Linked DNA regions of Homo sapiens: region 1 is linked to region 2. The links are chromatin loops, found by intact Hi-C in ENCODE. Cell type or tissue: heart left ventricle. All regions are shown on one strand. Links, peaks and the distances in the headings refer to the core of each region. The heading gives the core; the rest is flanking DNA.

Region 1 (15,254 bases), core at 3,710-11,709, 52 kb after region 2:
GTATATAGGTCAGAAGGAGTGTTCACCAGTCTGCTTCCTGCCTTGCTCTGAAGACTGGTCTTTGGAATGGTCACCCTGATGGAATGGTCCCCCCAACTATTGGGCATCTTTCCTTGGCCTTGCCCAGCCTGGCCTTTGCCACACAGTCATGTTTTCATTAAACAGATGCTACTTGAATCACACTATGAACCACTTTGGGAAATTTTGCATTAATGCATTAAGTAATTGAGTAAATATTCTACTAACTTAATTCCCACTATCCACTAGGATAGCACTTTGCCAAATACTAGGTGGGTGAAACATAGTCCCTACCCTTAAGGACGTCACAATTTAGTAGACTAACAAATTTTGAGTGACTGTACTGATTAAAACCTTTCATCATTATTCCTGAATGGTCAATCCAGAAACTGGGAGACAGGAGGAAGAAAGGAGCTTCACAAAGCATGGATAGAGATTGCCAACATTGTCATGAGCGCTCCCAGATGCAGTATGTCTCATGGAATAGACAAGACCTGGCCTCTCAAAAATCTTTTTTCATGAGGTCCAGTGTGGGTGTTTTATATGTTTGTTTGTTTTTGTTTGTTTGTTTGTTTGTTTTGAGATGGAATCTTGCTCTGTCACCCAGGTTGGAGTGCAGTGGCACGATCTCGGCTTGCCGCAACCTCCGCCTCCTGGATTCAAGCAATTCTCCTGCCTCAGCCTCCCAAGTAGCTGATATTACAGGCTCCCGCCACCATGCCCAGCTAATTTTTGTATTTTTAGTAGAGACGAGGTTTCACCATGTTGGCTAGACTGGTCTTGAACTCCTGACTTCAGGTGATTCGCCTGCCTCGGCCCCCCAAAGTGCTAGGATTACAGGCGTGAGCCACCGCACCCAGCACTATATGTTTTGTTTCTTAATTAAACCACATATCTATCTCTCTAGGAATATCTGAAATGACATTAGTGATATTTTAGAGAGTCATGTTGGCTTTCCAAGATGACTCTTTATATGGCAATTTTTGTATTGTAGGAAGTCTTGAAAGAAAATCAGGCTGTCAGAAGGAACTTGGTCAGGCACTGACTCTAACACTGTTTTGGAGTCCAGAGAAAATACTCTGCCCTGATGGAATAGCAGCCTCTGTTAGTTACTAAAACTCCGGAAGATCCGAGCTTGGAAATGGACTGAGATACCCTACATGGGATATGAATGAGTGACTTTTCCCTGAGGCTGAGCTATTAGGTCTGGGGTCCTTCACTCATGTCCTCAAGAACTTTTCAAGGGCCATCCTTTGGTCATTTTGCCATCGGCTATTAACTTTTTTTTTTTTTTTTTGAGACAGGGTCTCATTCTGTCACCCAGGCTGAAGTATAGCGGTGCATTCACAACTCATTGCAACCTCAACCTCCTGGGCTCAAGCAATCCTCTCCCCACTTGAGTAGCTGGGACTACAGGCATGCACCACCACTCCCAGCTAATTTTTTTTTTTTTAAAGACTGGGTCCCACTATGTTTCCCAGCTTGTCTCAAACTCCTGGGTTCAAGCGATTCTCCAACCTTGGCCTCCCAAAGTGCTGGGATTACAGGCGTCAGCCACCACGCCTGGTCTTGTGCGTAAATACTCAACCAGAAACCTTAAACTAGGAAGAAGAGATATATGATCCTCAAATTAGCCTAGTCAAGCTTAACTTGTTCTCTGTTTGTTTAGAGAAAGCTCTTGACCCTCAATTGACAGAAATACCTGGGCAGATTTTCTCTACATTTATGATTTATTTGCCATATCTTTACTTTTTCCCACTCTGAGTAACCTGGGGGGATTGTTTGTGTGGTGAAGTTGTTCCTACAGAATTCAAAAAGGAAAACATGCAACAGAAGACAGAGATATCCTAAAGATACGAGGTGCCATTGGCTTCTATTATTCATCTTAGTGTTTGTTTGTTTGTTCTGAGACAGACGGAGTCTTGCTCTGTTGCCCAGGCTGGAGTGCAGTGGCACGATCTCGGCTCACTGCAAGCTCCGCCTCCCGGGTTTATGCCATTCTCCTGCCTCAGCCTCCCGAGTAGCTGGGACTACAGGCGCCTGCCACCATGCCTGGCTAATTTTTTGTATTTTTAGAAGAGACGGGGTTTCACCGTGTTAGCCAGGATGGTCTCGATCTCCTGACCTCGTGATCCACCTGCCTCGGCCTCCCAAAGTGCTGGGATTACAGGAGTGAGCCACCGCGCCCGGCTCATCTTGTTTTTTAACTCACATTTTCATTCACACTTATGGAGTGCTATTACTGTGTGCTTACATGGCTGGATCGACACTAGGTCGGGGTACATAATGAGACTAATAGACTGGGAGGCAAGGAACATAAGCCGGAAGAGAGATCCTGAAGCAAGCAACTCTGTAGGTTCTGGGGAGTGAGTTTCAGATGTGGTGGAAACACAAGAGAGGAACTAATTCTCTCTGCTAGGAGAGCCAGCAGAGGTTTCCTAGAGGAACTGAGCCCCTCTCCAGTTCTATCTTTAACAATTAACATGTAGAGACTAGCCTGACCAACATGGTGAAACCTCATAAATACAAAAATTAGCCAGCCATGGTGGCAGGCACCTGTAATCCCAGCTACTCTGAAGGCTGGGGCAGGGGAATCACTTGAACCCGGGAGAGAGAGGTTGCAGTGAGCCGAGATCGTGCCATTGCACTGCAGCCTGGGCAACAGAGCAAAAACTCCATCTCACAAAAAAAAGAAAAAGAAAAGAAAAAGAAAAAAAAGAATAAGACCCAAGAAGCAAGAGAACGATACATCCAGTTATTGGGGTCATAGAGGGAAGGAGAGTTATTGTTTCAAATAATTTAAAAACAATTTGGTTTTTTTTTAAATATAGTTTTCTTTTCCTAGTTTTCTTTTTCTTTTTTTTTTTTTTTTTTTTTTTCTGAGATGGAGTCTGGCTCTGTCCCCCAGGCTGGAGTGCAGTGGTGCCATCTCTGCTCACTGCAAGCTCCGCCTCCCAGGTTCAAGCAATTCTCCTGCCTCAGCCTCCCGAATAGCTGGGATTACAGGCACCCACCACCACGCCCAGCTAATTTTTGTATTTTTAGTAGAGACAGGGTTTCACCATGTTGGCCAGGCTGGTCTCAAACTCCTGACCTCAGGTGATCCGCCCTCCTTGGCCCCCCAAAGTGCTGGGATTACAGGCGTGAGCCACCGCGCCCGGCCTCCTTTTTCTAGTTTTCTAGCTTTACCTCCACCTTCTCTCCCTACAGGCTTTGGAGTCAGCTTTCCTGCCCCACAGAGGTGACAGAGCTCTTCCAATAATGCGTTCAAGCTGTTTTAGGGGACACTGATTAAGTTCTGCCAAAAAAACACGGTCGCAGATGGCACCCTCAAGAGATCAATACCAGGCCTGCAGGGTTGCTCACGCCTGTAATCCCAGCACTTAAGGGAGGCCAAAGTGGGAGGACAGCTTGAGCCCAGGAGTTCGAGACCAAGCCTGGGCAATATAGTGAGACCTCCTCTCTACAAAAAATTAGCCAAGCGTGGTGGGGCCTGCCTGTAGTCCTAGCTACTCGGGAGGCTGGTGTGGAAGGATGGCTTGAGCCCAGGATGTGGAGGCTGCAGGAAGCAGAGATGGCGCCTGTGCACTCTAGCCTGGGCAACAGAGCAAGACCCTGTAAAGTGCAATACCTAATTTCCAAGAGAAATGTTAACGACTTTGCCCTTTTCTTCATTCCCCCAGATCCCTGCCCAAGACGGGTCTGGAGCCTGACTTCCGGGTGTCCATGACCCTGGCGGCTGCTTCCGGTCCGCCATGAAAGGGCTATCAGGCAGCCGCAGCCATCACCACGGGGTCACCTGCGACTCGGCCTGTGACTCGCTGTCGCACCACTCCGACCGCAAGCCCTACCTGCTGAGCCCAGTGGAGCACCACCCCGCAGACCACCCATACTACACCCAGCGGAACTCCTTCCAGGCTGAGTGCGTGGGCCCCTTCAGCGACCCGCTGGCCAGCAGCACCTTCCCCCGCAGGCACTACACCTCGCAGCAAGAGCTGAAGGACGAGTGTGCCCTGGTGCCCCGCACCCTGGCCACCAAGGCGAACCGCATCCCCGCCAACCTGCTGGACCAGTTCGAGCGGCAGCTGCCACTCAGCCGCGATGGCTATCACACCCTGCAGTACAAGCGCACGGCCGTGGAGCACCGCAGCGACAGCCCCGGCCGCATCCGCCACCTGGTGCACTCGGTCCAGAAGCTCTTCACCAAGTCGCACTCCCTGGAGGGGCCGTCCAAGGGCAGCGTCAACGGGGGCAAGGCCAGCCCTGACGAGGCGCAGGCGGCGCGCTATGGCAAACGCAGCAAGAGCAAGGAGCGGCGCGCGGAGCCCAAGGCCCGGCCCAGCACCTCCCCGGGCTGGTGGAGCTCGGACGACAACCTGGATGGTGACATGTGCATCTACCACGCCCCCTCGGGCGTGATGACCATGGGCAGGTGCCCCGACCGCTCGGCCTCACAGTACTTCCTGGAGGCCTACAACACCATCAGCGAGCAGGCGGTGAAGGCCTCCCGGAGCAACAACGACGTCAAGTGCTCCACCTGCGCCAACCTGCCGGTCAGCCTGGACACCCCGCTGCTGAAGAAGAGCGCCTGGTCCTCCACGCTCACCGTGAGCCGGGCCCGGGAGGTTTACCAGAAGGCCTCGGTGAACATGGACCAGGCCATGGTGAAGTCCGAGTCGTGTCAGCAAGAACGCTCCTGCCAGTACCTGCAGGTACCATTTCTGTCAATGATGGAGGCTTAGAAGTAGTACCTGGCATGCTTGTGTGGGCATTTCTCCTGGTTCTAGTCTTGGCACTACTCTGAATTGTCTATTAAGATAGGAACCTGTGCAAATTATTCGGCATCTCTGTGCCGAATTGCTCCTGTAGGGAAAATGAAAAGAAACAAATGCTACCGACCTCACCGGGTTATCTTAAGACACTAGATATCCAAGTGCTTTGAAAAGCACGCCTATGGAAAGGCAACCAGTTATTATGGGCTTCCTCTTTTGTCTGAGGGATCATAGGATGGGAAAGAGAGGAAAGGGAAGTCTACAGAGAATTTTAAAAGAAGTCCACCTTTCTTTAATTCAAAAATACGTGACGATCGTTTGAATTTTGGAAAGAGTTTCATTAGATCTATTCAGGGTTTTGTGGGGTGGTTTTCATTGTGAAATCCTGCCTGAAGCTATGTTAGAATACTGCGATGGTCATCATCATAACCATCAGTAACTACACCCCGACCTGAGCTTCCACATCGAGGGCACAGCAAATCAGGAAGACGCCCTGTGCCCTGAGGAGGTGGGGAGCTAGCCAGTTTGGGGACCTGACAAGCACAGCTGCAGACACCCAGGACAACAGAGAGGAGGAGGAAAAGGAGGAAGGATTAGAGAAGTAAAATACAATTAGTGTCAGCATGTAAATCCCACACACTTACAGAGCCACGGTAGGCTGCTCTTCCCCTGCCACTGTCTCCTTGTGTTTTCCTCCAGTTCACTGAAACCAGATGTTACCTGGATAAAAATATAGGAGAGAGATGTTTTTCTTCCCTACCTCCTTGCTGTAGTATTGTAATTTTTCCCAAGGCACATTTTTCCATAAGAACTCTCATCTTTTCCTTTTTCAGAGTGTCTTTTCTTCTCTGTTCTCTCCTGGTAGCCTCATCTTAAAAAAAAAAAAAAATTACTGAGCTATAAAAGTATAACATACCCACTCCCATTTTACACTCCCACCTTAAGAAGAAATGCAAAGAAAAATTCTTCCTTTGAGGAGTTCATCTTTTTTGCTCCCTTTGAACTCCTCCTGACAAGTCTGGCTCCCTTGGGAATGCCTCCATCAATCCCTGAGAAGACCCCAAGCTGGCAATCCCTGGACAAGGGCAGTGCCAGAGCCTGTTCTTGGAGTTCAGAAGAAGCCACCAGCACATGGACAGTTTTCATACACGACACACAATTATGTGGTCAGTACTTCCCACTGAAGCTGGTGTTGCCTAATTTCCTGTAAGGTTGCTACATGTTAATAAGTTATCAAGAACTATAACAATTTCAGAGCTCAAAGAATCATTTAATCCACTTAGCATATGAAAAAGTAGACACAAAGAAAGGTAAATACTTAGTGGGTTAAACCGTTAGCATGTGGCAGAGGTGGGACTAGAACCCAGTCTCTTAACTTAGAGAAATGGCCATTAATGAAAGTTGCAACCGAAAGCTCTAGAAACTCTTTAAGAACATAAAGCTTCACCCACCACTGAAAGTAAAGTATTTCGATAAGGATATCTGTCTTACAAAAAGTAAGGAGTAAAGAGATAAAAGCCCTAGAGTACCACACATTTTGTCTGCGAAGGTTCTATGACCAGTGGCAAAAACAAAACAAACTGAAAGGAAACAAAAACAAAAACAAAAACACCTGTACTTAAGTAAGTAATGATGAGATTAGATGAGAAGTATCAGAGTAAAGGATGCTGTGTATGGATCTAGCATAAGCCTTTGTTAGTAATGAAATGTTTTCGTTATATCTGCCTATATGCCTACATTCTTCCTTCCTTAGGTTCATTTTTCTTTCTTTTTTATACCTTTTTGGAGTTGCGATCTCAGGTAGTGGTGAAAAGTGGAAAGATAAGGAAAGTGATATTAATTGAAAATCTACTATATACCAGATGCTATAGCAAATGTGTTCCCATTTCTTATTTCATTTAATCTTTGTGATAATCCCAAGATTACTGAATGTAATAATATTCTATTTTTATAAGAGAAGAAACTGACACTTAGAAATATCAAGTCATTTAAAGCCCCACAATCTGGAGGTTGTACAACTGAGATTTAGGCTCAAGTATGTTTGATGCCAAAACCAAGCTCTTTCTAATATGCCCTAGCACAGACCTGAAATCAAGGGCATCAAAAATGGTGAGCAAGAAGAAAATAAAAATCTTTAAAATAAGCATATTATTATTAAAGTTTTTCAGTAAAATGAGAATGAAATCTTAAAGGCTTAAGTATGGGATTTAGTAGTAGCATTATTGGATCTCCTACTATAAAGATTTGGAAATTCTATTTTCAAACTATTTGCCTTCTTTAAGTCATTTTTGTAATGAAACGTTTGAGGCTTACAGAAAGGTATAAAGAAAAAAAATAAAACACCCATGTATACATCACCCGTCATACAGAACTAAAACATTCATTACAATGGATCACAGACACACTCATATTAATCCCTTTACTTCCCTTCTTCCCCAGAGTAATAGCTCATCTGTCTTTGACACCAAAGCACCTTTGTTTTCAATTCTGAAATTATTGAAAGGTTGAAAACAGTTTAACATATTCTGTCCTACATTGGGAAATAATTAACCAAGCTAGTTCAACCTTTTAAACTAAACTCCAAGTTAATCCTTATTAATAGATATTGAATGTATTAAGCTTCTATTTATGCAAGACTTTCAAACTAGGGGAAAAAATCTATATTTCAATGTTGGGAGGTAGTATGTTAGTAAGAGAATTAAATGTAAAACAGTGTAGACCTCCCAACCCCTGTGCTGAGGCTGAAGAGATGCTGTAAAGAAAGGGAAGAAAGAGCCATATATTCATATGGGGTCAGAGGAGAATAGAAAATACCTCCTGAGAACTGGGCTTCTGGCTCCCTTCTTGCTTCTAGGAAATGAAAAGAGGATCTGCCACCCCGTGCAAGCTCTGCTGAGGAAGATAGGGTTAGCCCGTGCCAGCTAGCTCCAAGGGAATAATTTCATCTATAGGCTCATTCTTAGAAGTAAATTTGGGAAAACAGAGAGGGAAAGAGGGTTTCTTTGGAGTTCTTTTTTTTTTTTTTTCAGCTCTATTGCCTTAATTGCCAACTAATATTGAAGCTGGATTTACAAATGGATTTAACTTCAATATTAGAGACTTAGTAGGCAAAGCACTATTCTTCTAGTTCCCGGAGCGTTCTAGTCCTTATTTGCTGCTAACTAGTAACATGACCTGGAAACATGCTTTCAGCTCTCTGGACCTCCTTCCTCTGCTAGAAAATGAGGCGCTTGGTCCAAAAGATGTATGATCTCAGTATGCATTTTCAAACTCGTAAATTACATGTGTCAGAGTACTAATTAGAACTATTTTCAAGAATTGGAAGTCCCAGGACTCTCATTTCAGAGATGCCTACTGTATGTTTTTCAGATGTTGTCTAATTTGCTCTTTAAAATTCTAGAGATATTTCACAGTTGAAGAAGCTAAGATTTCGTAAATTAGGTTAAGTAACCTGCCCAAGGACACACAGCTAGTATGTGGCAACACGTTGGGTCAAAACTGATTTGTCTGCTTTCAAAGTCTGTATTCATTTACTATGCCCAATCTCTACCTCCTCCAAATACAAAGCAGAGGAAGGAAGCAGTGTATATCAAATATCTATTATGTGCCAGAAACTGTGTATGTCTCATTAAGTACTCAAAACAACTTTGTAGAGTATTATTTACTTTAGTTTTATAGACAACAAAACAGGCACAAATGCTTAAATCATTTGCCCAGGAACACATAAACAGTAAGTGGGGGAGCTAGCACTTGATCCCAAATCTACCCAACTCCGTAATATGCTTCAGTAATGGAAATGAGTGCGTATTTTTTATTTTATTACTTGATTTATTTTGTGGTAAATGTATGTGTGCATTTGACCTCATATGCATGTGAGAAGTTAAGAGGGCATGGATATGAAATTAGACTAACAATGAAACAACTGATTATGTCCCTAATTTGATTCAAGACTAACAAAGATGAAATTAGTAATCACCAATAATAAAGTCTAAATACTAGCAAAGCTCTGCTTCTCTCTTTGCGGAATTATCACTTAGAATTCGCTTAATTTAGGCCATTGCCATGATTCTATAGAAAATGAGAAGTCTATAAGTATTTAGCCTCTGCCTGACATTGACTTAGGAATCAAATACTGTAGCTTGAAATCGTTGCAAGTCCCAGTTAATACGGTCAATTGTATTATGAGTGATAAGTGCTCACTCACAAGCTGTCTGCAGTTAATAAAAAAAGGGACTCCTTTTTTTTCCAATATTGTTATTTTTAAATGTCAAGAATCAGATGTCTGCTGTTTAGAACTATTGTACCGCTGCCAGTGACTGTCTGTATTAGGGTTGGGAGCAGGAACATGGATTTGAAGACATTAAAACTGTTTAATTCTCAGTTGAGATGTGGTTGGCTCTTATACATTTGGAATAAAGCATTTATGGCACATCTCAGGGTAAGTGCTTAATAGTTAAATAAATAAAATAGGAAGAGGTTCAGAGATAGAATAAAAGGTGGTTTTTGTTGTTGTTTTGTTTTTGCTTTTAAAAAGCAGAATTCTTGGTTCTGTTTATGCCTCTTTATGTAAATGTTGTATGTTGAGTGACTGACATATAAAGCCATTCAGAAGAGCAAGATTTTAGATTTCCAACTGTTAACCTAAAAGAAAAATCCCTTCAAACAGTGTATTTTGCATTCATTCAGCCGTAGAAACAGGAAAAGGGAAACAAAACGCTCTCTCCGCGGTAGAAGTGGAGAGAGAGAGACAGAGGGAGCGAGAGAGAGAGCAAGACAGACCGAGAAGGAAAGCACTCCCAGAGATGAAATTTTAGGAAAGCAAAATGATCGACCTTTTTAAGGCTGAGTGGGTTTCTTCAGTTTGTGTGCAAGTTTCAAGAAATGGAAGGACTGACCAGGTTTGGGTATAACTCTTTTATTACTTTGTATTTGGTAATAGTGTGGTGTTGATTTGGATGGTTTTTGTGGTAGGGAAAGGAAGGGGTAGTATTTGTGATTTTATTTCTCCTCTAAATAATGGCTAGAAAGACTGGAAGAGCTGACAAATTAATGTGTGCACAGATAGTAAAAAAGCAGATGGAGACATCAGATATCTACAAATCTGTGTCTCCACAAGGGCTTTATAAAATCTTTAATTGACACATGATCTCCTTAGATCTGCTAGGTGCTCTTAGAGGATATTATATGGCTGGTGATTGAAATATGATCGGTTGTTTTCCAGGACCAGGATTCTGAATAGTTACTGTTGCTTTGCAAAATTAACATTTATGATGATTGCTCTTTTTGGGGGTGGGGGTCTGCTTAAATAAGGTACCACACAAGATCACTGAGGAAGCATTCATAAGCATGAATCCAGGATCTTTTAAATACAGGTAAAATTATTTTTTTCAATAATTGGTTCAAGATTATTTCCATCTTTGCCCAGTGGGAGTTTTCTTTCCCTGGCTGAGTTTTCCTCCCTCTTGTGTTAGAACAATTTTAAGTCTCCCAATTCAGTTAAAACTACTTTACATGCAATTTATGAAAGTGCTGAACAGTTCTGCTAATGACTTTGGCTACTGGGATGTTTCTTTGCTGCCTTTTTCTGAAATCCCATCCACCACATTCATTGATGATTTTCTTTATTTTTAATTTAAATTGCCCTAATAATCCAGCAAGTGAATGTCAAGGTTCCTGAATGGATTTCCTATTGGGTTTGCACAATCTTCTCCCTGTTTTTCACTGATCTTGGTAGAGATGCCCCTCTTCATTCATAAAAAGATGAGATTGCTCCTGCCTGGTGCTAACTTTGGATGTGGAATCAGTGATCAGCAGCAGAATTCTGTTAATTCTCTCTCTCTGATTCTCTTTTATTCTCACTATTGTCAGGTCCAATTAATAAAGGGAAAAAAAAATTGACAAAACATTGTGAGAAAGCAGCAGTCCAGAAAGACTCAGTGGTAGTAAAGGGAAGATCAAAAATATATAGGAAAGCCTTCTTGGAAGTTATTAAAGAAACTTTATTATTCTTGGCCTTCAGTTTCACTGTTTTCTAAAGACATTTTCGGCAACACCAAAGTGCTTGGTTAGCCACAGTCAGAGGTTTCTGCCTGTAACACACACTTTCTGATCTCACAGAATTCCAATCTACTAATTAAAGGCATAGCATTAGTTAGCAAAGAGTGAAAGAGAAAAACTAGCCTTGGATCTCTCAGTGGCCAGTAGATTTCGTTTCCCCTTTTTCCATTCTCCTCAGAAGACAGTTTGCTTGATTGCAAATTAAAGACAGTAAATCAAGGTAATCATTCACCATTCTTTAAGAGAACTATTCACCCACAGTCTCTAGCCCACATGAGATCATGGCATTACACAATTTTACACAGTGATTTGTGAATGGTAGAACACATTGCTCTTTTGTGTCAGGTTTTTTAGGAACTGCTAAAAAATATATGCAGTATTGCCAGGCTGACTTTAATTTGTAATTAGATTATGTTTTCCACCACTTTGGGTTTAGGTTCAAAGACAACAATCTGTCTTAGTGGGTTATCACACAGGGAGAATTTTTTTTTCACATTATTTTGGTAAATTCATATTTAAGTGTTTTTCCAAATTCTTAAATTAAAACCACAATAGGTAATTGCATTAATTTTTTTTCAGTGACTGATTTACTTATATTCAACCCAGTCCTCTATGTTTATAAACTAAAAGGTAATGATATAAAGAATCAATTAATTACTGTTACACAGAGATAAAGGAGAAAATATTGTGTAAAGAAAGGCATAACATTTACTCTTACTGTTACTTTTGACCAAATTCTTGTTTTTAATTTTTTTTTTTTTTTTTTTTTGTCTTGGAGAGCACTCACGTGATTAAAGAAAGACCTCTTCTGATTCCCTGATCTTTTAAATGTAGGAATATTTAGGACTCTCATTAAAAACTTTTTGTTTCATTTGCTAAAGTCTAGCAATATGCCTGCTTTTTTTCCATTTCTAAGATATATTTATACAATGAATTTTCTGGATATGTGGGTCCTTTTGTGTATATTAGGTCACTGTTCTCTGTCAACTGGAGTTTCTACTAATTGTTTCACAGAATTAGGAAACTTCCCACAAAAATCAGGCTTGTGATATCACAGAACTGTCTATGAAGCAGAATTATGTGAGCCTGCGGTTACTGCATGCCAGGTGCATGTGTGCAGGTTTATATATACACCTTCTATCTGCATAGGTATCCCTGCAACAATACTTCTAAAATATGCATTTATACACATGCTGTTTTTGATCTCTGATTCATGAACTCAGATCCATTTTAAGAGTGCCATTTCACAAAGTCCATGGAAGAGGTATGACTATGAAGTGGAGAAACAGATTTTTCATAGACGTTGGAAAATTCATTACTGTGCTTTTCCAGTGATTATATTGAACTTCACCTTGGACCATTCGTGTAGACTAGTTAGGGATGTCCTGCTTCTCTGGTGTAAGAATAAAGAGGTTTTAGTCCCCTTAATAAGGGAGAATCCAACAATTGTAAAATAAATGACTTTTGCTCTCCTTAATTTTTTTAACCACAATTTAATATACGCTTGCAAGATTGTCTAACTCCTCCCTGATTTAATTCTCCGAGACTCTAAAATCATAAGATACATAATTAAAGGACCAGGCAGAGTTGGGTTTTTTTCCCCTTAAAATGACAATTTTAGAATAGTAGAACCTCCTGATCAGAAGGTCATCTGGTGTAGCTTCCCATTCACACTAATCTCCCTGCAATGCGGACATTGTATCTTCCTATCTATTTTTCATCTAATAATCTCCTTGTAAAAGAAGGCTTTGAAATTATTTAGTCCAATTTAGTTTTTTGAAAAGAGAAAAATCCTAAGGAAATACCTCGATGAAATCAGTCATCTTGCCAGTGGAACCTGGCACTCGCAGGCTCACTGCCTGGCTACCAGTGCTGTTCTCTTCCCATTATGTTGTACATATTCTATTATCCATTCTCATAACATCCTTTTAAGGCAATGGGGCCAAGGCACAGGGAAGCAAAGGGAGAAGCGACATTATCTGAAAGTTAGAGTTGAAGCAAGTTTGTGACTCAACAGTCTCAGAAGAGGCAAAGATTAACTAAATAATGCCTGCAATTATTTATTTTAACTTCCAAAGAAAAGAAATTGGTGTGTTCCTCCTTTAATGGATGAGTTTTCCCTGGATCATGGTAAACCACGTAGCAAAGGAGGATGCATAGAGCAGAACACATTAGGATATGTGATCTTTAGGGAATTTGCTCAGAGCCCTGGTTAGATTTTGAAGACAGCATGCATCCTTCCAGCATCTTCCACTCCTTTGAAATCAGCATCCCTCATCTTACTTCTCCAGGATAAAAATTAACATAGCTGTTACCATATTTGCAAAGGCCAAACTTTATTTGATAGATAGATAGATAGATAGATAGATAGATAGATAGATAGATAGATGTATTTATGTATAAAATATGTATGGTGTGACAGGTAGGAATTACGTATTGGAACAATGGGACCATGGGACCAAATATATTAAATGGGAGCAACTGCAGCAAATCTGAGAGGAATAGTGTGCAGGATACATACGCTAAAAGCTACAAGCTAATCTCTTAGTTATTGCCCCCTACATGTAAAAGTAAGTGATTGGAAAGGATTTATCTCTAAAATTGGAAATGCTACATGAAATATTGTAAAGTGGAATCAATACGGGTACATATGGGCACAATAATATCACATGTATGCCTGTAGAGAATCATATATATGTATGGCCACTTGCTCTATCATTGAATATTTAGAGGTAAAGCTTCCTTAATTTTATGTGCACAAGAATCACCTTGAGAGTGTCTATAAAATGAGGATCTCTGGCATCCACCCAAGAGATTCCGATTTCATAGATATGGGATGATTCTGACAGTGATCAATCCCAGAACTGCATTTTAAGTAACCCAGTTCTAGGGAACTGTAAGGCTTAATTTCTCATTGTATTTACTGAAGGGGGCAGTAGAGCCTAATAGATGAAAATATGGGATTCAGGCGCTCTGACTGCAAGCTTTATTGATGCTGGCTTGCTACATGACTTTGGGCTCTACTTAGCACTTCTATTTCTACATCTGTAAAATGGGCATGATGATATGACTGTGTTTGCTTCAGGTCTTAGAAACAAATTTAACTTCAAATTTGAGAAATAAATGAAAAATACAGTGTGAAAATATTCCAAGTTTGTAGATCCTCAAACATTAACAAGCTTTAGCTCTTTCCCATGTTTCATGTACCATACCACTTTTTCCTTTGTATTTCACTTCATCTAGTTTTTATTAAGCTGGCATTGGGATTAGCATGTCTGATTCTGTGGTAAAGAAAAGCCCTTTCCAATATGGGATGACAGTAGGTCTTAATCACAGTGTGGGTGTAAAATTTCACTGTCTTGTGTGCCGACTAAACGCAGAAAGCTTTCGTCTGAAGTCGAGAGTATCACAGTCAATCTTTTTTTCTTTTCTTTTTTGAAAGACAGTGTTTCCCTTTGTCACCCAGGCTGGAGTCCAGTGGTGTGATCATGGCTTACTGTAGCCTTGACCTCCTGGGCTCAAGCGACCCTCCCACCTCACCCTTCAGCGTAGCTGGGACTACAGACTCAGGTCACCGTGCCAGACTAATTTTTTATGTAGAGACGGGGTTTCGCTATGTTGCCTAGGATGGTGTTAAACTTTTGGCCTCAAGGGATCTTCCCACCTCGGCCTCCCGAAGTGCTGAGATTACAGTTGTGAGCCACTGCACCAGCCTGGATTAATCTTTTGATAGCTCAGCCTCAGTGGATCAGGTTTTCCCATGGCTTGATATTGGCTGATGGAATATAATTCTGGCTTCTTCAAGCTTTAGTGTATTCATACAGGGAAAAAAAAAAAAAACGCAATACACACTTGCTTTTGTTTTCATACGTTAAGTCTGTCAAGCTCCTGCTGCCTTATTCCAGACAGCTCTGGTAAGTCAACAGGACAAGCTTAATTAGTAATAACAGTCATAGGAGGTGTCTACAAGGGAACTCTATCCACCATCATCACCTCTTTAATTGGCTTAGGAGAACCAGGTTCTCTGTGGAGTGTTTCCTCCGTGGTGCTTTTCCACCATTGATAGAAGATGACCAAATGTCCTTGGCCATCACTCTTCTTTGCTCGTGCCCAAAGTCGCTAAGCCAGGTATATCATTCTTCTAATGTTGTAGAAATTGAAAAGAGCAAGTAAACACTGAAGCCAGATCTCTCTCATGACCTCTTCTCCACAGAACCATCGGAAGTTCAAACTTCTTCTGTGAGCCCTGTGACTTTGGGCAGTCTAAATTCTACCTCGCCTGCTTCTCCAATGTCATCAAAACAATGAAAACAAAACCATTCAGAATTCACAGGAAGGGTTTAATACATTTAATGAAATTATATCTCTTAATTATGAAAACTTGACCAAATAGGCTTGCCATTTTTG
Region 2 (15,254 bases), core at 4,637-12,636:
TCAGGTATGTCTTTATTAGCAGCCTGAGAACAGACTAATACACGTTTGTTATCATGTTATGCAAGCAGGAATTGCATTAAATGCAATGTAGTAGCTTGAAAGCACACATCGAGTCATGAGGTGTACAGCAATCTCCTCCCTTCCTGCGTACATTATTTCAGAAGCTGGCCTCTCCAGGGCGTGCCCATGTTTCAGCCTCCATGTAGAGCTTATTCTTTCCCTGCATTACACTTTCCACGTGCTCCTCCATTAGTTCTCTGCAAACTGGTTTTAAATAAGAGCCAAGGAGCATGGCCTACATGTCAGAGTTGACTAGTTTCCAATGCCCACACAGAACAGGTGTGTGTCCCTCCCTCCACCCACCCTCCTTGGATTTCAACCTCCTGATTAGAGCTTCTCAGTGATGGTTCATCATTCCTGCTTCTTTGTTCTTGGGTAAGCTAACAGTTGCCACATTACCCCATATATGCCTCCAAATTGTGAATCATTTTGTGGATATTGAGGTACTGGAGGAACCTTTCTAGAATGCTTTTTGAGAACATTTCACTCATTTATTCATTCAAACATCATATTTAAATCTTTACTACTGGCCAGAAATTATGCAAAGGTGATGAATCAATCAATAGAACTTTATCTCAAGGTATTCACAATCTAATAGACAGGAATATGTCCTGGAGACTTTAATACAGTGTTGTTGGGAAATAATGGCTAAATGCATATGGAATTATGGAGGCACTTGGGGGAAGAAGCACCTATTCTGGAACAAGGGGGAAGCCATCCTTTTCAAATGCTGCCCCTATTAGGAGGAATTGGGGAAATGAAAATGTAAAGGTACAGGAAAGGAAGAGGCTCAGCACCAACTGGAAATGTCATGGTCTGTGGGGCAAAGAAGAATTTTATGTGTCACTTGGGGGCAAATTGTAGAGCAAGGAGTGGAGCTGAGAGAGGCCCAGGCCAGGTGATGAAGGCCTTGATCACTGGGCTTCAGAGCTCACTCTTGACCCAGAGAAAACAGATGGCTTTCAGCAGATTCACATCAGTATGAGATTGTGTCTTAGAAATACTCTTATTGTCTGTGCAGACTTGGGCTTGCAAAGAAAGAGTAGTAGGAGGCTGATGTGGCAGATAAGTCTCTGGGGGGGTTCAGCCTGTACCCCTGTCACAGGTTAAGACTCTGTAAGATGGCAATGTGACCCCAGCAGAGGCTGGAATGCCCCTCAAGAGAGTACTCTGTATTGTGGGCTGGTTAAGTCTTTTCTTGGTGCCATCAATAAAGTCCTTAAGGAAGCCAACATTGGGGGTTTGACTCTCTTGCAGAGTTTGTATAAATAAAATATTTCCTTTGCTGTGATAAAAGACAGTCTCCCAAATCCTGAAGGGAAAATGGCAGAGTGGAAAAGGCTTAGACTTTCGAATGAGAGCTCGTTTCAAACCTGTATTCTCAACACTAGCTCTGTTACCCTAGGCCGGTTATCAACTTCTCTGATCATGACAGTCCCCATCTTCAACATTTTGAAGATTCAGTTTTACTATGTAAACACAGTTCCACTGCACTGTTGATACATAGACCCCTAGCTATTATGTCATTTGTATTACTGTCATTATCTTTATCATCACTTTGCAAGGGAGGAAGAGGCAAACAAGAATAGCAGATGGACCACTGCACATGTCTTCTTGGTGATCAGGAAATGATGTCAAATTGCATCAGCAGCCCATCCTGAGACGTAGTAACTTGATACTTCTATTAGCAGCAACACCCAAAATACTTGCCTTAGAGGCATACTTGAGTAACTCCTTCTCCATCCAATTTGCCTACCACTGCCAGATTACCCTTCCTAAAATACTGCTAACCTTTCATTTTTCTGGTGTAGACTATTCAATGGTATCCTATTACCTATTGAATTAAATTCCAACACTTAATTAATCTTCAAGTCTTTGTTTGAGCTAATCGTAGAGTGTTTTTCCATTTATTTCTTTCTCTCTATTTTCCTAAGGAGCGGTGTATAGTAAAAATCTCCAAGCACCCATAAAATGAGGATATTTATACCTGCTTTATCCATGTCACAAGGTTATGGTGAAGGCCAAATGGCTAGTATCTATGGAAGTGTGTTATGTGTTATAAAGCATTGTGTACAAGAGGTAAGGGAACTGGCATTTGCCTATGCCAGGCCAGTATGTATTCTTTTCTACCATCATTACAGAAACTTCATTAGGCGGATGATTTTGTTCCAGTTCCAAAGATTTAAAAAATCTGAGGCACAACAAGGCTAAGTCACTGCTCCAGGCTACACAGCACTGAGAAATGGAACAGGGGTTTGAATTCAGAACTGCTTTGTCCTAAAACCTGTGCTTTTGATCCTTCATCACACTGCCTCGTGCTTCTTTTGAAAAGACCCCTCTCACTCCAGCCAGACTTGTGTAGTCACTGCTCCATGAACACTTTCTGTCTTTGTGTCTATACACATATTATCTCCCCTTCACGGCCTACCCAGGACCAGCCCTGGCTATGCCTCGTTGGTCAGTCATTTCCATTCCCTTGGCCTCTGTTTGGTTCTAAATCATGACATAGACAGCGTGTGTGATCTTTGATACTGCTGTCTGCCATTACTCTTAATTCTGAAAATATTGTTTTACTGTGTGTATATGTATACTCTTATGTCACCAAAAGGTCTGTAAGTGTTTTGAAGGCATAGAATACCCCTTCCCTATAATACGTATTATTCTCTCTCTCTCTCTCTGTCTGCCACTCTTCTTATCTCCCTGCCTCCCTCTCTCTCTCCATACATCCCTGCATCAATCCATCTATACCAACATATAGCAGATGCCCCTAGATATTTAAACATTTGTTGAGTGAGTGGAGGAATGAATCGGTCGATGATTATGAGTTTGAATTAACTCATCTTTGCAAGTCTCCTCTGGAGAGTTTCTCCTTTCCAGGGAGCTGCCTGGCTTGTCTAACATGTACAGGCCTTGAAAGCATTCTTTTCAGAACTAGAACCTTTAGGGAAATTCACATCACTGCAATCTACTTTTACAGTGTCGTGGCTGTGGTCACTAATTAAAATGAATGAAGAAGGCTTTAAGGGAAAAGGCTGTACTTTGTCACTACATCCTTTTAGTAAATACTGTTCCATTTTTTAGTGATTAGGCAAATTCACTAAATAAAATTACTCTTACCTAGAAGATTTACCCAGAGAGACTGCCCTCCTTGCATGGCTGCTGCCTACTGAGTGTGGCAGAGGCTCAAATCCATCATTTAATGTTTAATGGCCTCCAATGACCTCGAGTGACCCCAGACTCGGCACCTCATTGATGCCCTTTGACAGTATGACTATAGGAGACTGGGGATACTGTGGAGGAAGATAGGGTCTCTTTAAACACTATCATTTTGACTAATCTACCAACTTTTTTATGGCTACTGGAAAACATTGTATCAGACTCTCTCCTTTTAGCCAACCTCTTCCTCTATCCCTGCATTCTGTCTGAACCACAGACAGATACAAAATCTAACGGAGTATGAGAAAGGGGGCATTCACACCATGTCTTTAGTTTCTCCCCAAGGTGGGACTGGATGCAAGGGTGATTAAGGCCAGTGGCCAACCACCAGGAGGGCTAGGCTTTCAGGAAAGGAACAATAGACAGCCAGAAAGCTGCTGTGTTATTTTTCTGCTCTCAGATGCAAACCTAGAGAGGAAGAATGGAGGGGAAACCTCCCAAGAAGAGACAAGAGTCCTTTCATTAATCAATAAGCTTTGAATCCATCAAACTTGATTTCTAAATTGGCTGTGAAATTACCAAAGAGGTTATGAAAAAGACCCTTTGAACCCCTTAGCAGAAATGGGGTCTTGAGAACAAATGGAGTTCACATATGAGAAAATAGAGAACATTCCATTTCTGCAACCTGAACCGTGATGATCAATTCTCAGCCCACTGCATGTATTTGCTGATCATTTTATTCACATCCATTTTCCCACCGCACTATAAGCTACAGAAAGGCAGAAGCCATCTGAATTCCCCTCTTATTTTAGCTTTATCTCCTAGTAACAGGGCCAAGATGGTGACTCAGGAAGAGCACAGCCTCTGAAGTTAGAAGTCCTAAGTCTATAGAATATTAGTTGATTAAATGCATGAATTCCCAAGTGCAATGCATCACCCAGTGATCCACTATCTTGAACCAACTGCAACTCCCAAGGTCAAAAGTTTCCCCATGGAATCTGTAGAGATTTTCATGTTGCTCTAAGTGGGGAACTCGTTTGGACAGCAAGCTGAACCCCTAACTTCTGTCACCTCCCCGAGTCCAGTCCCCAGTCTATCCTTTGGGTGGTCCTTCAGTAGGAATCAGGCATGGCCCAGCTTTTCCTACCTGGCTTCCATGCTGCATCTAGGAGCATATTATCTAAGCTGAATCTGATTCTTTTTCTTTCTTGAATTTTTTTTCTAATGACTTGTGCACCAATTGATTTAAGTAAGTGTTTTATGTTTCTGGCCAGTTAGTGCCTAGCACCAAGTGGTCAAATGGACATGGAATGAGTATTTAGGGCTGGGAAAGTGATTGTTTTTGCACTGATCCTGTTCATGTTTTTTATCTATGAGATAGATTGACAGAGACCAGGCCGGACTCCTCCAAATGTAGCCCTGTCCTTGCTGCCCTTGTCACATTTCATACTTTCTCCCCATTGTCAGCCACACCCCCTTTGGCCACGTGGGAAGCACAGGAGGTAGATTTGGCTTCTGCTGGTGGGCAGGGCCTAGGCTCCCCCGCAAGGGTATTTCTGCAATGTTCCATCTTAGAGGCTGAAATCACAGCTTCATTCTGGCACAGTCCTTGTGGGGGTTGTTCCCATCTGCCACTGAGCTTAGAAGATGCACATGAGGCACTTTTTGTTGATGTTATTGGCCGGCTGTCTAGAGGGAAAAATTGCTCAAGGGAACTTTTTGACTCCTGCAATCTGTGGGAGGTGGGATGTCATGAATTCTTTGGCCTGGGCTATATGTGTGTACTCACCTACCAACCTCAAGCTGCCAGGACAACCTTCATCTGCCCAGGGGCCCTTTAAAAAGGGCCCTTCCCAAATGGATATTGACATGCTTTGGATTTAACCATGTGGGCGACTTTAGAAGCAGCCTTATTAGGATGCTTAAGTATATTTTAGACACCCTCACGCAACCTTTCTACTTCTGAGACCAGGCCTGTCGGTGTCTGGTGTCTGCCACAGCAGCCCTCATTATGGGAGATGTGCAGGTAAGAAAGCAGGAACAAGAGAGTGAGAAACCAAGGGTGCACAGCAGAGGATGTGAAAGCTGGAGCACTGTAGATCCATCAACCTTGCAATCTCTGGATGAGGAGATGAGTCACCATCAAGGCCAAGGTGGTTTTGGAAGTCAAATGTGAACTCCCAAATTCCTTACTGGGTGCTATATTTATAGGCCACACTTGCAAAAAGTAATCTTCTTTAACTGGTATTAATCATTACTACAATTACCTTACATTTAAAAAAAATTCTCTGTGCAAAGGTGGCGCTAAAGGGCCATTCAGGTTTACAAGAAGGAGGATGTTGAAAGCAATATGTCCTTAGATGCTTTTGGCCAGGACAAGTGACCTACTTGACCTACTCCAAATTCACTGCTTTCCAAAGGCCAGACGAGCTGCATTTGAATTACCTTGTGCATAATTAATGAATTAATTAATTACAAATGTAGACTCTCATGTCCTACCTTATCCTATTGAGACAAAGGGAAACAGGGCCCAGGAATCTAGATTTAACAAATGCCCTAATCCATGCCAAAGCATATCCAGATTTAAAAACCACCATCTGACCATTTTCCACCCCCTGCCCTTCTGCTGCAGTCCCAGAGAGGAAGCAGGTGATTCCTCATCCCCAGGCACAGACCCGGTGAACAGGGCAGAACTGAGTGAAGAGCTCCTTCCCCAGCTTCCACCAGCCTAATGGGCCAGAGCCAAAGCAGATGGAAAGACTGCTTTTGCCTATTTCAACCCCAATTCCCAAGCCAAAGCTCAAGTCTTACCTCTCCAAGCAAGGAAAGGCAATGACAGCCAGTGAGATGCCGGCGAGAAGCTGAAGGGAGCCCAGGCAGCAGCATATATGTGGCAAGTCCAGACTTGGTAGAGTGAGCCGGTGGAGGCAGGAGCAGTTCGTGGGACTGGCCCAGCCTTAAGCTTGGCACAGTGACTACACCCAGAAGCCATGCCGGGAGCTTACCGTCTTCCTGGAGGAGAGGAAGGGGTAGGCAGTAGAGAAAATGGTGGAGACGGGTAGTTAGGCCCCAGCCCAGATGCCAACATAGGAGCCATTTTAAACCAGCTTTTGCGTAACCATGGCAACAGGGTAGACAGTTTCCAAAACCACAAGAGAAATGTCTCTGCCTCACGATATTTTGAGGGCTAGTGGGTCGTTGCTGTTTTTCCTCAATCATAATCCTGTGCAGTTTTCAAGAGGTTCTTGGGTAAGTGTCCAAGAGCTCTCTGGACCACTGTGATCCCATATTTTAGTGTCACTGGAAAGTGGCATCAGTGTCCCTCAGCATGTCGGCCCTCAAGGTTCTGTCCCTTTGGGATCCGTAGAAGAGCAGGCACAGAGCAATGCCCATGGAGCACCTGGAACCTAATTCTGAGGTCCCCAGCACAGTCACAGGCCGTGGCGTCCAGGGTAGCGACTGAGTACATGTACCTTCAGGCTGGGACCCGGCACCCTTCCTATTGCAGGACACGCTCAGATCCGCACAATCTCAGGGGCAGCCTACACAGGCCCCCACTCAAGATGTTAAATGCTAAAAATGAACTAATGTAGACTTCTAAAACAGACTGCTCCAAAAACTCCCTCAAGAAATAGGAGTGATGATTTCACAAGAGGGTATTTTAAAACACAAACCACCTGGGAAAATATTTGCCACGAAGAAGATAGCAGTGAGCATAGCACAGTACCACACCCATGGCAACTACTCAGCAACTTGTACTTAGGGTTGTTTTCATGAAAACTGAGTTTCATATAAGTCAATAGAAAAATAGGAAAAGAATGTGTTCACAGCAGACAGTTCACAAAAGAACTTCCTATGGCCCACACAGCACATAAAATATTATCCTCATTAGAAATAAAAAAGTATGCATTAAAATAATAAAACACCATTTCCCCACACATTGAATTGGCAAAGTTTGCTTTTTGTTCTGTTTAAGATAATACCTGGTGTTATTAGCCCAGCAGACACTTACTTATACACTGCCTGGTGACACTGTAAGCTTTGCAAACTAGCACCATGTATCTGCAGAGTGATCTGGCAGTTCATGGTACAAGACTGCAAGCTTCAGAAATGTTTGTATAGACTTTGGTGCAGTCATTCCATTTCTAGGGAATTCATCCTAATAAAAGAAATAGAGCATGTACAAATATTTATCTACAGAATGTTCCTCACACTATTTTTTGAGAAAAAATTTAGACGAACAGCAGTTTTGCTCATGGGTAGATGACCAAAATCCACAGCATAGAATTTAAAGTTCAGCTGGGAGAAATAAATTTGGTTGTATTACTGTTTCTCCTGCTAAAATGCACATATCATAGGAATAGAACATGTTTATGGGCTTCATCTGCCCCCAGAGAGAAATCTATAGAGCCCTTTCTGTACACACACCCACAAACTCTGCACAATGGCCCCAGAGTAACGCATAGTAAGGCTTCCTGTTGCCTGCTGAAGGTTATAATCAGACAAAAGGTGGTTTAGAAGAGCACTTCCAAGTATTGGCATCTGTGTTTGCACTTAGAAAATCACAAAGATAGCTTTGACTTTTGAACCAAAACCCATGGTGGGGCTTCTCTCTTTGCTACAGAGACAGTGACCTAACTCTGTTTCTGGAGTGGTCAGAATTGTGGAATCTGCTTTGTCAATTCATTTCCTTTCAAATTCATTTGCAAATTTATGGGGATAATGTGCTACACCTTGATAGCTTTAGACCGTGAGCTCTTGGCTTAGAGTGTGATTAGATTAGGCAAACAACCTTACTTTACTCTTAAGTTTCTTCTATCTAAAAATGAAATTACAGAAAAAGGTGACTGTATTAGTCTATTCTCACATTGATATAAAGACCTACCTGAGACTGTGTAATTTATAAAGAAAAAGAGGTTTAGCTGGCTCACAGTTCTCCATGGCTGGGAGACCTCAGGAAACTTACAATGATAGTAGAAGGCGGAGGGGAAGCAGGTATGTCTTCACATGGCCAGAGCAGGAGGAAGACAGAGCAAAGGGTTCCTTTGAAACAATCAGATCTCGTGAGAACTCAATCACGAGACAGCACTGGTGGGGATGGTGCTAAAACATTAGAAACCACCTCGATAAGCCAATCACCTCCCACCAGGTCCTACCTCTAACGCTCGAGATCACAGTTCAACATGAGATTTGGGAAGGGACACAGAGCCAAACCATATCAGCGACAAAGGAAAATTTTGCATAGAAATCGTAAGGCATATGAATTCGGCATAGTGGATGAGGATCTGTACTCTGGGGCCAGACCACCTGTGTTTAGCCCAGGTTCCATGACTTACCAGCTTTCTTACTTTGAATAAGTTACTTTACTTCTCTGTGGCTCAATTTCTGCCTCTATAAATTGGGGGGTGATTGAACCTACTTTAAGGTGTTGTCAAGATTAAATGGACTAATGTATTTGAAGCACTTGGAACCATGCCTGGCACATAATAAGGTCTCTATATGACGGAGCTATTCTTATTATCATCATCACTATTAAATTATTAGTATATTTTCTTCTCTCTTCACTTGTGCTAAAAACCATCAATAAATTAAACCACTTAATTCCAATCCCCTTTCTTGCATCTTTAGAAATATTTTGAAGGCACATAATGAACTTTCAGCATAATTACTGAGGTGAGAAATATGTCTCTATGTTCAAATGCTCTTCCAGGAAAAGACTTGAGAGCATCAACATGGCAACAACTCAAGAGCCAATGGGTTTTGTTCCATAAACCAGATACCTAGCAGGTTAAATATGAAAAACTACAAGTGTGTTGTTGTAGTCAGATGAGTTCAACAAATGTCTTGAGCATTAGATGCTGCTCTGGATACAAATGCAGATAGATACAAGTGCAGACAGAATACCATAAGAAGCAGAGAAAAGAAATAGCAGTGTGTGTGGATGGCGAGCGGAGGAATGTGAGCTACTAAATTACATAAAGCATAGAGAAACCACAAATGGTGGGGTGAGCCATTTAGGGGGCAAAAATTCCCCAGCAGGTAAGTCTTCAAGGTCTTTTGGTTAACATGACTGGTATGCATATCAGATCATCTCAGCTTTGTAAAAACTGTTGCAATAGGGAGGAACTATTGATGTACAAGCCAACAGAAATCTAAATCACTCGACATTTTTAAAAAACATTCATGCTCCTTGGGAACCTATGGATTATATTGGGAAAAAATTCATGCTGCTTAATGACATAATGTAAAATGTACAACTTTTACTCCTTAATAATAAATTCACATGTTGGTATTTCCATCAGTTTACCATAGTGAGACTTCATGTTTAAAGACTCTATGAATATAAAGGAATAATTCAAACATGACTTCTTTACTCTACTAGCAGATATAGGTTTCTGTTTTCAGCATCAAAACTCTAAATTATATGTATAGCTGAAGGCCTAACATTCAAAACTTCTCTGCTGATACGATAAAAATTTATTTAGCCTAAGAAAATTGCAGCCAGTTACTCTGCTCATATGTCATGATGGCACCTTTATGATTTTGATATTGACACAACAGCCATATATTATATTTAACAGGAATATATTATTCATTCTTTTAACAAGTATTTATTTTGCCAAGCATTGATGCTGATAAAAATAATTATACTTGCTCATTTGACTCTGGACTGTATCATAATTTAGACGTCTTTCTCTCGATCTTTCAGTAAAAGCACTTAGGCGAGATGACAATCACATGTTCCTCAGTCAAGCTGATGTCTTTCCAAAAGTTGTAAGATGTAAATATACTGTTACTCACCCACTTTCACCCACTAGTTTTAGCATCCATTGAATTACTGTTGCCTGAATCAATTACTACCAGCCTGTGTGATCTTCTAATGATGGAATCATTACTATTCTACATTCATTTGTTGAGATCCATTCATTGAGTAAGGAAGAGCTCTCTTTTTCTCTCATTTATTTATTTAGTATGGGCTGTGTAATCTTATTTTATTAAATTATTATTCATTGTACTGCTTAAATTTTTTTAATTTGCTGCCCCAGATTTGGTGACAGGGAGCACCTTCAAGCAAACTCCTATGTCATTTTGATATGTCCCCATCATTTTTTGAGCTTTTCTTACTTTCTGACATAACATGTTACAGGCTCACCTCATGTTGCCCCAGCCCCAGCCCTGGAAGAAACCATTTTTCCAAAATGCCCAGGCTCTTTTTAGTCAAGAATGGTGTTACAACTCAACTCCTGGGTGCTATAGGTGCTCATTGCTACTAACATGTCATTGCTGCCAAGTCTCAAGAGACAGATCTAGGAAATATGTGAATATGTACGTATATACATACATGCAGACACATCTCTCTCTCCGTATATATATATTTATACCTATAGATATATAGAGAGCTCTATGTAGATATCTATCTGGAGATGTGTCTGCATGTATCTATCTATATATGTGTATATATATATACACACATATGTATAGAGAGAGATGTGTCTGCATGTATGTATATATGTGCATATGGTCAAATGGCATATATATTTATATACATATAAATACTACATACATAGGCACATATATACATACATGCATGTGTGTGTGTGTGTGTGTGTGTGTATATATATATATATATATATGTCATTTGCTTACACTAGTGAGTCTCCACAGGGGGCAGTTTTGCCCCCAGGGACATTTGGCACTATCTGGAGATGTTTTTGGCTGTCACAGCTGGGAAGGGGACTGCTGCTCACATCTTGTGCATAAAAGATAAAAACCAGGGATACTGCTAAATATCCTACAAGACACAGGACAGCCTCCACAACTGAGAATTTTCTGACCCAAATGTCAATAATGCTGAAGTAGTTGGGAAGACCTGGCTTATACAATGACCTCTAATTTCAATCTGACACCACACTGTTCACTCCAGCATGTCCTTCTCTGGCAATGAGAAACATAGCCTCCTTTAACACATAGGCAATCCTAGAATGCACTGAAAGTATGTTTCCGAATTGCTGTCCCATACCTCAACAGGAAAACAAACCTATTTCCTAAAACTCAGTGTGATAAGTATGATTCCGAATTGCTGTCCCATACCTCAACAGGAAAACAAACCTATTTCCTAAAACTCAGTGTGATAAAATGGGATTTTTGTGTTTTGTTTGGCTTGGGTTTCAGTTTGGTTTTTCTCTTCTTTCTGGCTTTCTTTGGCCATTAGCCTGAGGATAGTCAAACACTGTTCAAAAGTTACTTAAATTATTTGGGTTGTTTTGAGTTCTTTCCTGAATGTAGTTAATGAATGAGAACAACTTGAGCTTTATTGGGTTTTTTTTCTTCTCTGCACCTGTGGCTTTGAAAACAGACTATGTCTTACTGAGATCTGTGTGCCCGGAAGTATGAAGGTCTTTAAACATATTAGCTCTATTGACCTGTGTGATTTTCTGGATAAACTTTCATATCAAAGGAGGTTATTTTCCTAATTTTTTTATACACATTTTCATTTTCCTGAAAATATGAGGTTATGACAATCCCAGAGCACACCAGAGTGATAACAGGAAGGGCCAGGGCACCCCAAGGCTGAGCCTGAAGGTGACTGGGGAGGGTTAAAAATCAGTAGTCTAAGTGGAGGTAAGTAGGAACTTCTTAGCATGGGTAGACTACTATCAGGGGCCATGGTAGAGGGTAATGCAAAATACAACTGTCCTATTTGCAGATGACATGTTCTTTGGGATCTTGAAATTAAAAAAAAAAAAAAATCCCACAAATCTGTTATTAGATAAAAATGCAGCTGCTGGGCGCAGTGGCTCACACCTATAATCCCAGCACTTTGGGAGGCTGAGGTGGGCGGCTCACCTGATGTCAGGAGTTTGAGACCAGCCCGGCCAACATGGTGAAACCCCATCTCTACTAAAAATACAAAAATTAGCTAGGCGTGGTGTGGCACGCCTGTAGTCCTAGCTACTCAGGAGGCTGAGGCAGGAGAATCGCTTGAACTCAGGCGGCGGAGGTTGCGGTAAGCCAAGATCACGCCACTGCACTCCAGCCCGGGCAATGGAGCAAGACTCTGTCTCCAAAAAAAAATGCAACAAAAACTGACTTTTATAAAGTAATGCTACTGGGTCACTTTACTCATGGATGATGTATTTTGAACTTCCATCTACAACTCAAGAACAGATGTTAGATGTCACCATAAAGTACAAGCAAAAGGTGGGCAAAACAAACAAACAAAAACCCAAAACACAATACCTTTGACACCCACTGGCAGAAGTAAAACTAAAGAGTAGAAATTGCAAGATTCCAATTTCAGTTCCTTGGAAAAAGTAACTATATTATAATTAGTACTGCCTGGAAACAGATTTGGCTGCATCAGAAGGTCAAGTATGTGTCATCACCATCAATGTGGGGAAAAGGGCTGGGTAGCACCTTATGGGGATACGGCTGAAAAAATTCACACTTTCAGGGGAGGAAATGAACAAGTTCACCTCCAAGGGTTTTTTGTAGGGTTTCTTTTTCCCCCAAAACTTGAGATTTGTGTATGCTAATGGCATTGACTTAGTAAACTGCTTTGTGGAGAAAATGTTGGCATCTTGAAAGAGAAGGAAAACATAAACAGAAAATCTAGGGAGCTTCATGAGAGAATAGGGTGGCAGTGGGGGAGGAAGTGGAGGGTGTGGACCTAGGGCACCACACCTGGGAGAGTGTAGTGGAACTGGTTTTGTTTTCTGAACTGTTCAACCAAAAGCTTTTTATATTTCCCCATGGTTTTCCAGGCAACTGATTGAGGAGGGTATATGCAAGATGATAAATGGGCTTTTCACTTCTTTCCACTGGGGCAGCAGTGATTCTATGGCGATGTAGCTAATATGACGTGAGAGAGTCGGTTGCTTTCTAGCCTCTGCCAGGCTCACTATTTCTGTAATAGTGACACTCCATGAAATAGTTATTTCTGTGACATCACTGACACTTTTAAACAACAGATAGAGGAAAGATGTGAAGGTTCCATGTCTCTACATGTGGCTGAACTCTCAAATGTGGTTAGAGAATCATGTTTTCTCCAGTGCATTTGAGCTGAACAGTAAGCAGGATTGCTTGGTGAGTCGTCATTAGATAGTGACTCAACACCAGCACCATCTCCTTTAAGATACTGGTTTTGTCTCTAACTTAGATGCCACGACTTTGATGTAATTTTATGATTCTCCTTTCTAAAAGTGAATCAGCAATATGATAAAAATTTATTCAAAAATGTGTTAATACCAAAACAACAGGATTACTGTTTTAGTACAGAGGAATGTAAGGGACTTTGGTTATACTTCCAGATAGCAAGAGTGACACACGATAGAAATTGGTATCACCAAAGATTAAGGAATCATCTTTGGAATTTAAAAAATGGAAACTAAAGTGATGTTTTTTTAAACTCAAAGTTGGGAAAACTTTTATAAACACGATGTAAACCAGATTTTGAAGTAAAATATTTATAAATTTGGCTACATAAAAACAACAAACAAGTTAAAAAAGACATTAAACTGGAAAAATATCTGTAAAACTTGACTGACAAAGCAATAATTTCCCATAAAGCCAATGAATTTTTACAAATAAAAATTTTAATTTAATGAAAAAGAGCAGAAGTTATAAACAAAAAGTTTACAGAAGAAATACAAAAACGGCAAATAAACATGTGAAAAGTTGTTCAGTCTTATTTATAATAATGTGAAAATTAAAACAAGACATCATTTTTTAAAAATCAAATAAGATACTGATTTCATCCAAAAGATATTTAAGAGTTTATTATACCCAGGACTGGTAAGACTGGAGAAGACCCTGTTCTTCTCCAATGAACACTATTCAATGAACAGTATGAACACTGTTAGTGGGAGCAAAATTAGTGCTTTTTTTTTTTTTTTTTTTTTTGAGACAGGTTCTCTCTCTGTCGCCCAGGCTGGAATGCAGTGGTACAGTCTTGGCTCACTGCAACCTCCGCCTCCTGGGTTCAAGTGATCCTCTCACTTCAGCCTCCCGAGTAGCTGGGACCACAGGCGTGCGCCACCACGCCCAGCTAATTTTTATATTTTTGGTAGAGATGAGGTTTTTACCATGTTGGCTGGGCTGGTCTCAGACTCCTGACCTCAAGAGATCCTCCCCGCTCAGCCTCCCAAAGTGCTGGGATCACAGGAACGAACCACGACACTCGGCCTAGTGCATGCTTTTTGAAAATAAATTTGACAGTATTTATTAAATCTGAAGCTACCTAAATCCTTTTACCCAGAAGTAACTCCATTTGTAGTAATTTACTTCATGGAAATGGATATATATGAAAATAACTGAGAGATGACTTCAAATAGCACAAAGCTAGAAACAAAAAACATTCCTCCATAAAGGGCCAGTTAAATAAATCCTGATCAAGCCAGAAGGTAAAATAATATGCAGCTATTAAAAGGAATTATTTTGAACCTCTTTTTGATGATTTGCAATATGTCCAAGATCATGTAGTATTAAGTGAAGAAAACAAGTTGTAGATTATTTTGTGCATGACACAAAAGAAAAACCGTTAACAATGGGGAATGGAATCCAAAGATTGTAGCTTTATTTTTCCTTTATCCCTAGAGAGTAATACATGAGCATTTCATCTTAAACACGCACAAATGACAATGCTATTACTGAGGAATTCTTCTCCAGGGGTAAAGACTTCATATCCCTAGTGCCTGGCTTAATGCCGGGCACCTCTCCTTTTCATTCATTGTCAAGATCCTAAAAATAATTGTCAAACCTGTTTTTCCTCACTTATTTTCTTTTAATTTATTATTTATTTAACTAAAACGAAGCTTTTTTGGACCCTTAACTGCAGCAAAACTGCTCAGATAAAGGAACTCAGCAATCTCCCAATTGTCAAATTAAATGTTCTTTTTTGGTCTTGATCTCACATTTCCTATTTGTGGCATTTGCTACTGATGACCACTTGCCTCATTTTAACCTGCTGCCTTCCCAATTCCCTGTCTCCTGCAGGAGCCCTTCTGCCTCTTGCTTTAAATGTTGGCATCCCCTCAGGT

Evidence for each region. Peaks named below come from ENCODE experiments on the same cell type or tissue, not always from the same donor. Only the 100,000 strongest peaks of a DNase experiment are listed, where the experiment ranks them.
Region 1: a loop joins it to region 2, with 5 times the contacts of the local background. A loop is called at or near these places in 5 of 110 quality-filtered maps.

The regions. Positions count from the first base shown.
Region 1 is chr18:3,868,588-3,883,841 of GRCh38, reverse strand. It overlaps DLGAP1 (DLG associated protein 1), which reads left to right. Exons shown (of 13, transcript NM_004746.4): 4 at 3,702-4,730. The coding sequence starts at 3,774. It overlaps DLGAP1-AS3 (DLGAP1 antisense RNA 3), which reads right to left and starts at 5,662. Exons shown (of 3, transcript NR_038895.1): 1 at 5,551-5,662. LOC124904238 (a long non-coding RNA gene) reads right to left here and starts at 6,017. Exons shown (of 4, transcript XR_007066270.1): 1 at 5,730-6,017; 2 at 5,435-5,510. In heart left ventricle, for the core only: no CTCF peak of the experiment used is centred there; DNase peaks (open chromatin) are centred at 3,820 and 4,224; H3K4me3 peaks cover 1,167 bases.
Region 2 is chr18:3,921,998-3,937,251 of GRCh38, reverse strand. All of the region lies in intron 3 of DLGAP1 (DLG associated protein 1), which reads left to right. Among named protein-coding and RNA genes, the nearest start is that of DLGAP1-AS4, 33 kb to the left of the region's middle. In heart left ventricle, for the core only: no CTCF peak of the experiment used is centred there; no DNase peak of the experiment used is centred there.